Linked DNA regions of Homo sapiens: region 1 is linked to region 2. Evidence: read pairs that join two places in POLR2A ChIA-PET (ENCODE). Cell type or tissue: GM12878. All regions are shown on one strand. Links, peaks and the distances in the headings refer to the core of each region. The heading gives the core; the rest is flanking DNA. Region 1 overlaps SEPTIN9 (septin 9). Region 2 overlaps SEC14L1 (SEC14 like lipid binding 1).

Region 1 (5,378 bases), core at 136-5,135, 140 kb after region 2:
TGGATGTGACACCGAAAATACAACAAAAGAAATAAATGATAAATTGGACTTCACCAAAACTTAAAACTTTTGTGCATCAAGGAATACTACCAATGGCGTGAAAAGGAAATCCACAGAATGGAAGAAAGTATTTGAAAATCGTATATCCGATAAAGGACTAGTATCCAGAATATATAAAGAACTCCTACAACTAAGCCACAAAACAAAAAAAAACAACCCAGTGAACAGACATTTTTCCACAGAAGACATACCAATGGCCAAGAAGCACAGGAAGAGATGCGCAGTGTCACTAATCATCAGGGAAATGAAAATCAAAGCCACAATAAAATATGATTTCACACCCTTTAAGGTGGCTGTTAGCCAAAACATGGATAACAGCAAGTGTTGGCAAGGATATGGAGAAATTGGAGCCCCGTGCACTGCTGGTGGGAATGTAAAATGGTGCAGCTGCTGTGGAAAAGATATAACAATTGCTCAAAAAATTAAACTCAGAATGACCATAACATCCAGTGATTCCACTTCTAGATGTATACTCCAAAGAACTGACAGCAGGGACTTGAACAGGTGTGCTACATTCTTGTTTGTAGCAGCACTTTTCCCATAACCAAAAGATGCAGGCAACCCAGGTGTCCACCAGCGGATGAATGAACAGACAAAATGTGGTCCATCTGTACAGTGGAATATTATTCTGCCTTAAAAAGGAAGGAGAGGCCAGGTGTGGTGGCTCACGCCTGTAATCCCAGCGCTTTGGAAGGCCGAGGTGGGCAGATCACTTGAGGTCAGGAGTTTGAGACTAGCCTGGCCAGCATGGCGAAACCCTGTCTCTGCTAAAAATACAAAAATTAGCCAGGCATGGGGGCATGTGCCTGTAATCCCAGCTACTAGGGAGGCTGAGGCAGGAGAATCGCTTGAACTAGGGAGGTGGAGGTTGCAGTGAGCCGAGACCATGCCACTGCACTCCAGCTTGGGCGACAGAGCAAGACTGCCTCAAAAAAAAAAAAAAAAAAAAAAAAAAAGGAGATTCTGACACATGCTATAGCATAGATGAGCCTTGAAGACATGCTAAGTGACAGAAGCCAGACATGAAAAGACAAATACTGTATGATTTCACTTTTATGAGGTCCCTAGAGTAGTCAAATTCAGAGAGACAGAAAGTGGGATGGAGGTTGCCAGAGGCTGGGGGAAGGGAGAATGAATGGGAAGTTGGTGTTTAATGGGGATAGAATTGCAGTTTGGGAAGATGAGATGGATGGTGGTGATGGTTACACAACAGTGTGAATGTGCTTCATGCCACCAAACTGCACACCTGAAAATGGTTAAAATGGTAAATTTTCTGTGATGGATACTTTAAGGCATGTATGCAAACACACAGAAGCAGTTACTACCACTGGGGTTGATGGAAAAGAAACCAAGAACTCGGAGCGTCCTCCACACCTTGCCACGTCTTACGTTCAGGCCTTGTTGGAGAGTGTGTGACTGCCACAGAAACCTGCAGCCTACTGGTAACAAAAAGGTTCTTGCCAGAAGGTGTAGAAAGAGTGGATCTGCAGGATCAGCTTACTGGGTAGCCGAGAAACCTACTAGAGGGTATGGGTGGGCAGGAGCTGGGTGTCTGAGAAGTTTGCTGAGGTCCCATTGGGCTAGAGCTGGGGTGCTGGAGAAACTCAGTACAGAGCAGGCCCCACTGGGCACACGCCACTGGCAGCTGTGCCTTCAGAGGAAAAAGAGACCCTGGAACCAGGAAGAGAAGCTGCTACCTCAGCAAGGCCTGGCAGCTCCCCACAGTGTTGTCCCCTGTGGATAGAGCCTGACATGACTGTATTTGGCCAAGGAGAAAGACTCATAAGGCCTCGGTCCAGTATCACGGAGCGGGGCCTGGCAGGATGTATGCAGAGTTAAGAGGCAATACATGGGTAACTGGCATATTTTTCCAGATTCTTTGTTTTTTTTGTTGTTTTGTTTTGTTTTGTTTTGTTTTGTTTTGTTTTGAGAGAGCATCCTGCTCTGTTGCCCAGGCTGGAGTGCAGTGGCATGATCTAGGCTCACTGCAACCTCCACCTCCCGGGTTCAAGCCATTCTCCTGCCTCAGCCTTCTAAGTAGCTGGAGATGCCCACCATGCCCAGCTAATTTTTGTATTTTTAGTAGAGACAGGGTTTCACCATGTTGGCCAGGCTGGTCTTGAACTCCTGATCTCAGGTGATCCACCTGCCTTGGCCTCCCAAAGTGCTGGGATTACAGGCGTGAGCTACACTGCACCTGGCCCATTTTTCCAGATTCTTAAAGCAGATCCTTAGGTCTTTTTTTTTTTTTTTTTTTTTTTTTTTTTACTTCTTTTCTAATATAAGCACTTACAGTTTCCCTCTAAGCACTAGCTTCAGCCTACGTATTTTAGTATGCTGTGTTTTCATTATCATTTCATTTGAAATATTGTAAAATTTTTCTTGTGATTTCCTCTTTGACTCATGGGTTATTTAGAAGTATGTTGTTTAATTTGCAAATAGTCAAGGCTCCTCTGAGTATCTTAGAGCTATTGATTTCTAATTTAATCTTACTTTGGCCAGACAAGCATATTTTGCATGCTTTTAAAATTTGAGACTTATGGCCCAGAATGTGTATCTTGGTGAATGCACTGTTTTCACTTGAGAAAAAAATATGTATATATATTCTAGACTTCCTGAGTATAGAGCTTTATAACTGCTGATTAGGTCAATTGCTAGTTACCAGTGTTCTTCAGATTATCTGATGCTTGTTTCTCAGATGTTGAGAGAATGGTGTTTGCTATGGCCTACCTGTTTGTGTCCCCCAAAATTCATATGTTGGAGCTTAATCTCTGGTGCAGTGGTGTTGGGAATTGGGGCATCAGGGAAGTATTGGCTCATGAGGGCAGAGTCATCGTGAATGGGATTAGTCCCTTCTGCCATGTGGGGACACAGCAGGAAAAGGACATCTCTGAAGCAGGGAGCTAGCTCTCACCAGACACTGAGCACCCTGATTTTGGACTTCCCAGCCTCTAGAACTGTGAGCACTACAATCTGTTTATAAATTACCCAGCCTAAGGCATTTTGTTTTAACATCCTGAATGAACTGAGGTGGTGTTAAAATCTCCAACTATGCATCCAGGCGCAGTGGCTCACACCTGTAATCCCAGCACTTCAGGAGGCCAAGGCGGGTGGATCACCTGAGGTCAGGAGTTTGAGACCAGCCTGGACAACATGGTGAAACCTTGTCTCTACTAAAAATACAAAAATTAGCTGGGCGTGGTGGCAGGCTCCTGTAATCCCAGCTACTCGGGAGGCTGAGGCAGGAGAATCGCTTGAACCCAGGAGGTGGAGGTTGCAGTGAGCCGAGATTGCACCATTGTACTCCAGCCTGGGCAACAAGAGTGAAACTCCGTCTCAAAAAAAAAAAAAAAGAGTCTCCACCTATGATTGTGGAATTGCCCATTTCTCCCTTTAATTCTTTCAGGTTTTATATCATGTATTTTGAAGCTCCTTTGGTTAGGTGCATACACATTTATGATTATAATGGTGTCTCGATGAACTGATCATTTAACCATGATGAATGTATTCCTTTATCTCGTAATAATTTTATCTTGGACTCAACTTTATTGATATTTATGTAGCCTCTCCAGCCTTCTTAAACATGCTGTTTGGGATGCATAAGAAGGCTGGAGAGGCTTATGGAGAAACTTATGATGGTTTGACTTACAGTTTTTCAACTTTACCATGGTGCGAACGTGGTATGTATACAGTAGAAACTGTACTTTAAGTATGTGTGAAACCATTGTGTTTCTCACTTTCAGTACAGTATTCAATAACTTACATGAGATAGTCAACACTTTATTATAAAATAGGCTTTGTGTTTGTTGATTTTGCTCAACTGTAGGCTGAAGTAAGTGTTCTAATCATGTTAAGGTAGGCTAGGCTAAGCTAGAATGTTCGGTAAGTTAGATGTATTAAGTGCATTTTTGAGATGATATTTATTTTCCACTTATGATGGGTTTGTCAAGACATAACTCCATCATCATTCAAGCAGCATCAGTATGTCTTTTTCCAAACAGAAAATTTCAACCTGTGTTTATACTGAAACAGCATCTTTTGTAGATAGTATATAGTTGAGTCTTGCTATTTTATTCATTCTGACAGCCTCCGCCTTTTAATTGGAATATTCAGGCTATTTCTGTTTAACATAGTTATAGATATGACTGGGTTTAGAGCTACTACCTTGCTCTTTGATATTTATTTCTTTCATCTTGCTTTCTTGGCTTCTTTTATGTTAATTAAGTATTTTTTAGAATTCTATTTTAATTTATGTTTTTTTTTTTTTTTTTTTTTTAAGACAGAGTCTCACTCTGTTGCCCAGGCTGGAGTGCAATAGCATGATCTTGGCTCACTGCAACCTCTGCCTCCTGGGTTCAAGTGATTCTCCTGCCTCAGCTTCCCTAGTATACTGGGATTACAGACGCCTGCCACCACGGCCGGCTAATTTTTGTATTTTTAGTAAAGACGGGGTTTCACCATGCTGGCCAGGCTGGCCTCGAACTCCTGACCTCAGGCGATCCGCCCACCCTGGCCTCCCAAAGTGCTGGGATTACAAGCGTGAGCCACTGAGCCCGGCCTGTTTTGACTTTTTAATTGTATCTCTTTGTATTGCTATTTTAGTAGTTACTTTATAGATTCTATTGCACATTCTTAGCTTTTCACAGTCTACTTAGAATTAACATTGTTTTTCTTCATGGAAAAAAAGTGTAAGAACTAGGCAATCCTATGGGTTCATTTACCACTTTCCATCCTGTATGTGATGGTTGTTAGATATTTACTACATCCATACACATTGTAAACTAGACAATACAATAAGGAAATTTTTGCTTTAAACAGCCCCATGCATTTTAAAGAAATTAAAAGTAAAACAGAATCTTTTCTATTTGCCCATGTATTTGCTATATCCTGTGCTCTTCATTCCTTCCTGAAGAGCTGAGTTCCCATCTGGTCTCATTTCCCATGATCTTGGAGAACTTGCTTCACGGTTTTTGTAGTGCAGGTTTGCAGACAGCTAATTCCCTTTCATTTTCACTTATCTGCAAATCTTTATTTTGCTGTCATTCTTTCTTTTTTTATTTTTATTTTTATTTTTGAGACAGAGTCTCACTCTGTCTCCCCACAGGCTACAGTGCAATGGTGTGATTTCAAAACTCCTGCCCAATCTCAACTCACCAACCTTCTCCTCCCGGGCTCAAACGATTCTCCTGCCTCAGCCTCCCAAGTAGCTGGGACTACAGGCATGTGCCATCATACCCAGCTAATTTTTGTATTTTTAGTAGAGATGGGATTTCACCATGATGGCCAGGCTGGTCTCGAACTCCTGACCTCAAGTGATC
Region 2 (5,378 bases), core at 314-5,313:
TGTCAGTTGGTTTTTATTTTTCTCGCTTACAGCTTTTTGGGGTAAATATTGGACACACACCCCCTATCACACAAATCAGTTGCCACTTCTAAGAATCAGAAAGACTTTTAAGCGCCCCTAGAACACAGGCGAACACATATTCCTGTTAAGGGTCTTAGAGTTGTATCCTCAGTTTCAACTGGGATGGTGCTGACAACTCATTCCTTCCCCTCCTCTGCAGATGGGCGGCCCCTCTACGTGCTCAGGCTGGGGCAGATGGACACCAAAGGCTTGGTGAGAGCGCTCGGGGAGGAAGCCCTGCTGAGATACGTAAGTGCGCGGCTGCGAGACTCCAGGTGCCACTGTGGCGTCACTTTTTTTCTCTGCCAGTAGGATTGGGGTGTTAACCAGCCTGTTAGAACAAACATGAATTGCTTATGTAGTTAGGACTGAAAATATATTAATATCGTCTTAAAATTTCAAAAGGAGACACAGAAGTTATAAAAGTGTTTCTCACAGTGGAAGCGTCAGTGAGGCAGTCAGGGTCTCCCCCGAGATGCCTGTGTAGCAGCAGTTTGAGTCTTTTCATTCACTCCCATGTGGAATTGCCCTCTCTTGGGACGCCACTCACAGCAGACCTCTTGATAGCATTCTTTCCACTGGCCCTTCGTTAACGCGAGCTCTTGGCGTCTTTCTCCAGACCCTCCTGAATGCCTGCTGACCCATCATCTCGCTGACTCCAGCCAGGCCCCGCTCCACTGCTGCCGCCATTGGCAGCTGTGCTTCCCCCTCCCAGAGAAGAAGATGGTCCTTCAATTTGAAAACAAACAGAAACTTAAAAGACGTATTTATAGCCCCATTATCCTGAAATACGCATTTTTGGCTTTATTTTTTATTATGTTTTTTGAGACGGAGTTTCACTCTTGTTACCCAGGCTGGAGTGCAATGGTGTGATCTTGGCTCACTGCAACCTCCACCTCCCAGGTTCGAGTGATTCTCCTGCCTCAACCTCCTGAGTAGCTGGGATTTCAGGCACCCGCCACCATGCCCAGCTAATTTTTTCATATTTTTACTAGAGACGGGGTTTCACCATGTTGGTCAGGCTGGTCTCGAACTCCTGATCTCAGGTGATCCTCCCGCCTTGGCCTCCCGAAGTGCTGGAATTACAGGCTTGAGCCACCCTGCCCAGCCAGCTTTTTTTTTTTTTTTTTTTTTTTTTTTAAAGAGACATCGTCTTACTCTGTTGCTGAGGCTGGGGTACAGTGTACAGTGTCTATTCGTGGGTGTCATCACGACTCACTGCAGCTTCAAACTGCTGTCCTCAAGCAGTCCTCCCACCTCGGCCTCCTGAGTAGCTGGGACTACAAGCACCACCACTGAGCCTGGCTCACTGTTGGCATTCCCTTGTGTATTGTGTTAGTCTGCCCCCACCGCTATGTGTGTTTATATATCCCCACATGCACACGTTCACACATAAAGATAGGGATGGACTTTATCTACAGGGGAGGGGTTTATTAACCTAAAGCAAAGGATCGCTTGAGCCATGCCTTACATCTGTTCTCAGGCTGCCTTTTCTCTTGGCGGGCACATGTGGTATCAGAGTGTTCTCACACTCACAGACATTCATCTCCTGTTCCCATGCACTTGTTCTGAAGACAGAGCCCCAGAGCCAGGCCCCTGCTCATCTGGGGATACCTCTGTGCTTCACTTTGGATAGCCGTTACCTTTGCCACACATGACAGTGTTTATTCTCTTTCAAAAGTAGAATTTATTTGTTGGTGGTGATGTGTTTAGCGCATGTGAATGTGTAAGAAAATCTCCATAGGTGACTTTTTTGATTTACATGCTTATCTGTAATACGCTGTTAGTGTCCCTCTTCCATAGCTGGACGCGGTAGTTTTAGCCTTAAACTAATCATGGTAAATTTTCATGCCCTTTTGTATGTAGGTTCTCTCCATAAATGAAGAAGGGCTAAGGCGATGCGAAGAGAATACAAAAGTCTTTGGTCGGCCTATCAGGTAGATGTGGGATTTTGTTTTTCCTTTCAACTTACTGAGAAAACGAATTAAATATTTCTAGTTGATTTTTGGAATTAAAATCTACTTATTATTTTCCAAGGTGCTCTAAAAGGTAGACAAGAAGTGAACATGTAATATGCCAGTGACGAGGGACAGACAGTTAGTGTTTTTTGACCCCAGGCATTGCTGTGACGTCAGCCAGAGTGGGTTGGCCTGTCTGCTTAGTCTGTGCGGGCCGCAGGAGCCCAGGGCTGCAGATCGTTTGCTTGTTTTTGCCTCCCCTCCCCACCCAGATGACTCTGTGTTCTTAAACCAAGCTCTAAGTTACAGTAAAGAGTTCTGAAAATGTTTAGTGATTCAGAGGTTGACATTGATAAGGGTGTAGATGGTTCACTGGGATGTAAGTTCCATGAGAACAGGGTTTTTGAGGGCCTTTTGCTGACTGCTGTATTCTCAGCTCCTGGGACAGTGCTTGCCTCTCTCTCTGTTGAAGCATAGCCCACTGCAGTTCAGATGCAATATGTGTTAAAATACCAGCTGTGTGCCCTGTTGATGGCAGGTTGGGGGGTGGTTTAGCACGTCGAGGACAGCACACTGTGGCTTTGCTTGCCGGCTCACTGAGCATATCTGAGAGAGCTTTTCGTGCATTATCAGTCAGCCTTAATTGCAGTTTCAGGCCTTGGTCCTACCACACTGATCCTGTGTGTTTTGTACAAGTAGATATAAACAGGGTTCATAGCACTATACATAGCACTATAATTTAAAAAAATTGATTATGATGTATTTGGAAATAGCTATAAATGACCAAAAAGGAAGAAAATAAGACACAGTTTGCTAAGTGTGCTGTCTGTTGAATGAAACACATCTCTGCACAACCTGCAGCTCATGGACCTGCCTGGTGGACTTGGAAGGGCTGAACATGCGCCACTTGTGGAGACCTGGTGTGAAAGCGCTGCTGCGGATCATCGAGGTGGTGGAGGCCAACTACCCTGAGACACTGGGCCGCCTTCTCATCCTGCGGGCGCCCAGGGTATTTCCTGTGCTCTGGACGCTGGTGGGTTGAGATGCTTTTTGCAGTAACTGTGAGCCATTTGGAAAGCAGATAACATGCATTCATATACACGTGTCTGTGACCTAAAGTCTTAACTTCTTAGGAAAAAAAACAATAACATGCAAAGATATAAAATTTCTCAAATTGTTTAAGAAAGGGGAAAAACAAAATGTGAGTGTCCTAATGCCATGCAAATAGACTTTACAGAAGAAGTATATAAACTTGAATGTCTTCCCCCCACCCTCCCACTCAGAATACCACATTGTCATTTTAATCTTGGACACTCAGGCAGCAGAGAAATATGACTGCATGGTCTTCTCCTCCTCACAGGTTAGTCCGTTCATTGATGACAACACCAGAAGGAAGTTCCTCATTTATGCAGGAAATGACTACCAGGGTCCTGGAGGCCTGCTGGATTACATCGACAAAGAGATTATTCCAGATTTCCTGAGTGGGGAGTGCATGGTATGTCCTGAGGCGAGGAACTGCACATTTGGCCCCTTATGCAGGTGGGAGAGGTCGGTGTCGATTTGCACAAATGATTTTCAGAACTTCCAGTTGTTTGGATGTTTTGTTTTTGTTTTGTTTCTTTTGGCCGCCATTTCTCTGATCCAGGGTTAAGCTAAAGAGAACCATTGAAGTAATTGTTGATACTGTACATTTCTTCATTGTTAAATACGAATGAGAATTCGTAGAATCAAATACGATTGCAGCTTGCTTTGATTCACACGGCTTTGTGTGAATCAGATCTTTAAACAATTTTAGAGGAGCTGTCATATTTTCTAAAATACTGTTAAAAAATTGAATCAGTTCTCAAAATTTCCCACCCGCCCCTCCCCGTCCTTTTTTTTATGGAGACAGGGTCCGGCTCTGTCACCCAGGCTGGAGTGCAGTGGTGCGATCACAGCTCAGCAGCCTGACTTGGTGGGCTCAGGTGATCCTCCCACCTCAGCCACCCAAGTAGCTGGGACTGTAGGCGTGCACCACCATACCCAGCGAATTTTTTGTAGAGGCAGAGTCTCACTATTTTGCCCCAGACTGGATGACATTTTTGGTTTTTTTTTTTCTTCTTGAGATGGAGTCTTGCTCTGTTGCACAGGCTGGAGTGCAGTGGTGCAATCTCAGCTCACTGCAGCCTCCGCCTCCCAGATTCAAGCGATTCTTCAGTCTCAGCCTCTGGAGTAACTGGGATTACAGGCATGCGCCACTACCCACAGCTAATTGTTTTATTTTTAGTAGAGATGGGGTTTCACCATGTCAGCCAGGCTGGTCTCAAACTCCTGACCTCAAGTAATCCGCCCACCTCGGCCTTCCAAAGTGCCGGGATTACAGGCATGAGCCACCATGCCTGGCCTGGATAACATTTTTAAAGTAAAAAAACGAAGGGAAGTGGTTCTCAACATACGTTTGGGGTTTTTAATATACTGAGTTGCTGGGTAATGAAGCAGAGGCCTCCACTTCTATATCCTGTACTCAGAGAAGCTCAGAACCTTGGGGTCCTTATAGGCTTCTAGCCCATGGTGCACAGTTGTGTCTTGGGAGCATTACGGAAGCCAGAGCCTCTAGAAGTCCCAGTGACTTGTTCCATGGCACACGGCGGTGGCTGAACTCAGCAGGGAGTGAAGCTCCTTTTCAGAAGGGCTCTCTAGTCATCCTTCATATGAAAAGTTACCCGTTTGGAATGTGTACCCACTGGGTTTGACTCAGGTATTTAGCTAATGAATTGGACATTCAGGGGACTTTGGACTTTCTGAATGGTTAGAGAAATTTAGAAAACAAATGAATTTAGCTTTCACTTCATCAGTTCCACTTTAAGGAAATTACAGGCATCATCACAGTACAATGCAAAGAGCAAGTAAGTTACAGTAAAGGTTATAGGACCAGAATTTAGCAAGCGCCTATGAGGTTAAACCGCAGGCTCAGGTTCGTAGAAACCTCTGAACTCCTTTCATGATATGAGCTAGCCATCCCGTGTTGTTGCTGCTTCCAATTATGACACGAAGAATTGAGCTGGAGCCCAAGGAGACCTGCCTCACCGCGTTGTGCCTGTTTGTCACATGCCGACCTCCGTAGTGTGTTTGCGGTGCTGAGCGTCTTTGTGGTTAATTGAACTGTCCAAAAACTTGGGCCTTCTAAGGCTTCTTCACCTCTCTCCTGAGCTGCTGTTGAGGCTGATTGTTGAAAGGAGGTTGTTCCCTCCTGCTCTCTGGTGGCCGGAGGTTACTAACCAGCGGGCAGTCTGGTATTTTTCCACCACGACATCACTGCTTTGACACTTATGCTGTACTGCAGGCTGAAGACTGAAATGTTTATTTTCTATGTAGTTGCTT

The links. ChIA-PET counts read pairs that join two places held together with the same protein. Peaks named below come from ENCODE experiments on the same cell type or tissue, not always from the same donor. Only the 100,000 strongest peaks of a DNase experiment are listed, where the experiment ranks them.
Region 1: POLR2A ChIA-PET joins it to region 2 with 6 read pairs; 3 of 35 experiments call an interaction of 5 or more read pairs at or near these places.

What each region holds. Positions count from the first base shown.
Region 1 is chr17:77,343,981-77,349,358 of GRCh38, forward strand. All of the region lies in intron 2 of SEPTIN9 (septin 9), which reads left to right. Among named protein-coding and RNA genes, the nearest start is that of MIR4316, 50 kb to the right of the region's middle. In GM12878, for the core only: no CTCF peak of the experiment used is centred there; no DNase peak of the experiment used is centred there.
Region 2 is chr17:77,203,350-77,208,727 of GRCh38, forward strand. It overlaps SEC14L1 (SEC14 like lipid binding 1), which reads left to right. Exons shown (of 17, transcript NM_001143998.2): 10 at 221-309; 11 at 1,927-1,997; 12 at 2,880-3,051; 13 at 3,379-3,513. Among named protein-coding and RNA genes, the nearest start is that of LACAT1, 48 kb to the right of the region's middle. In GM12878, for the core only: no CTCF peak of the experiment used is centred there; a DNase peak (open chromatin) is centred at 2,542; H3K27ac peaks cover 1,748 bases.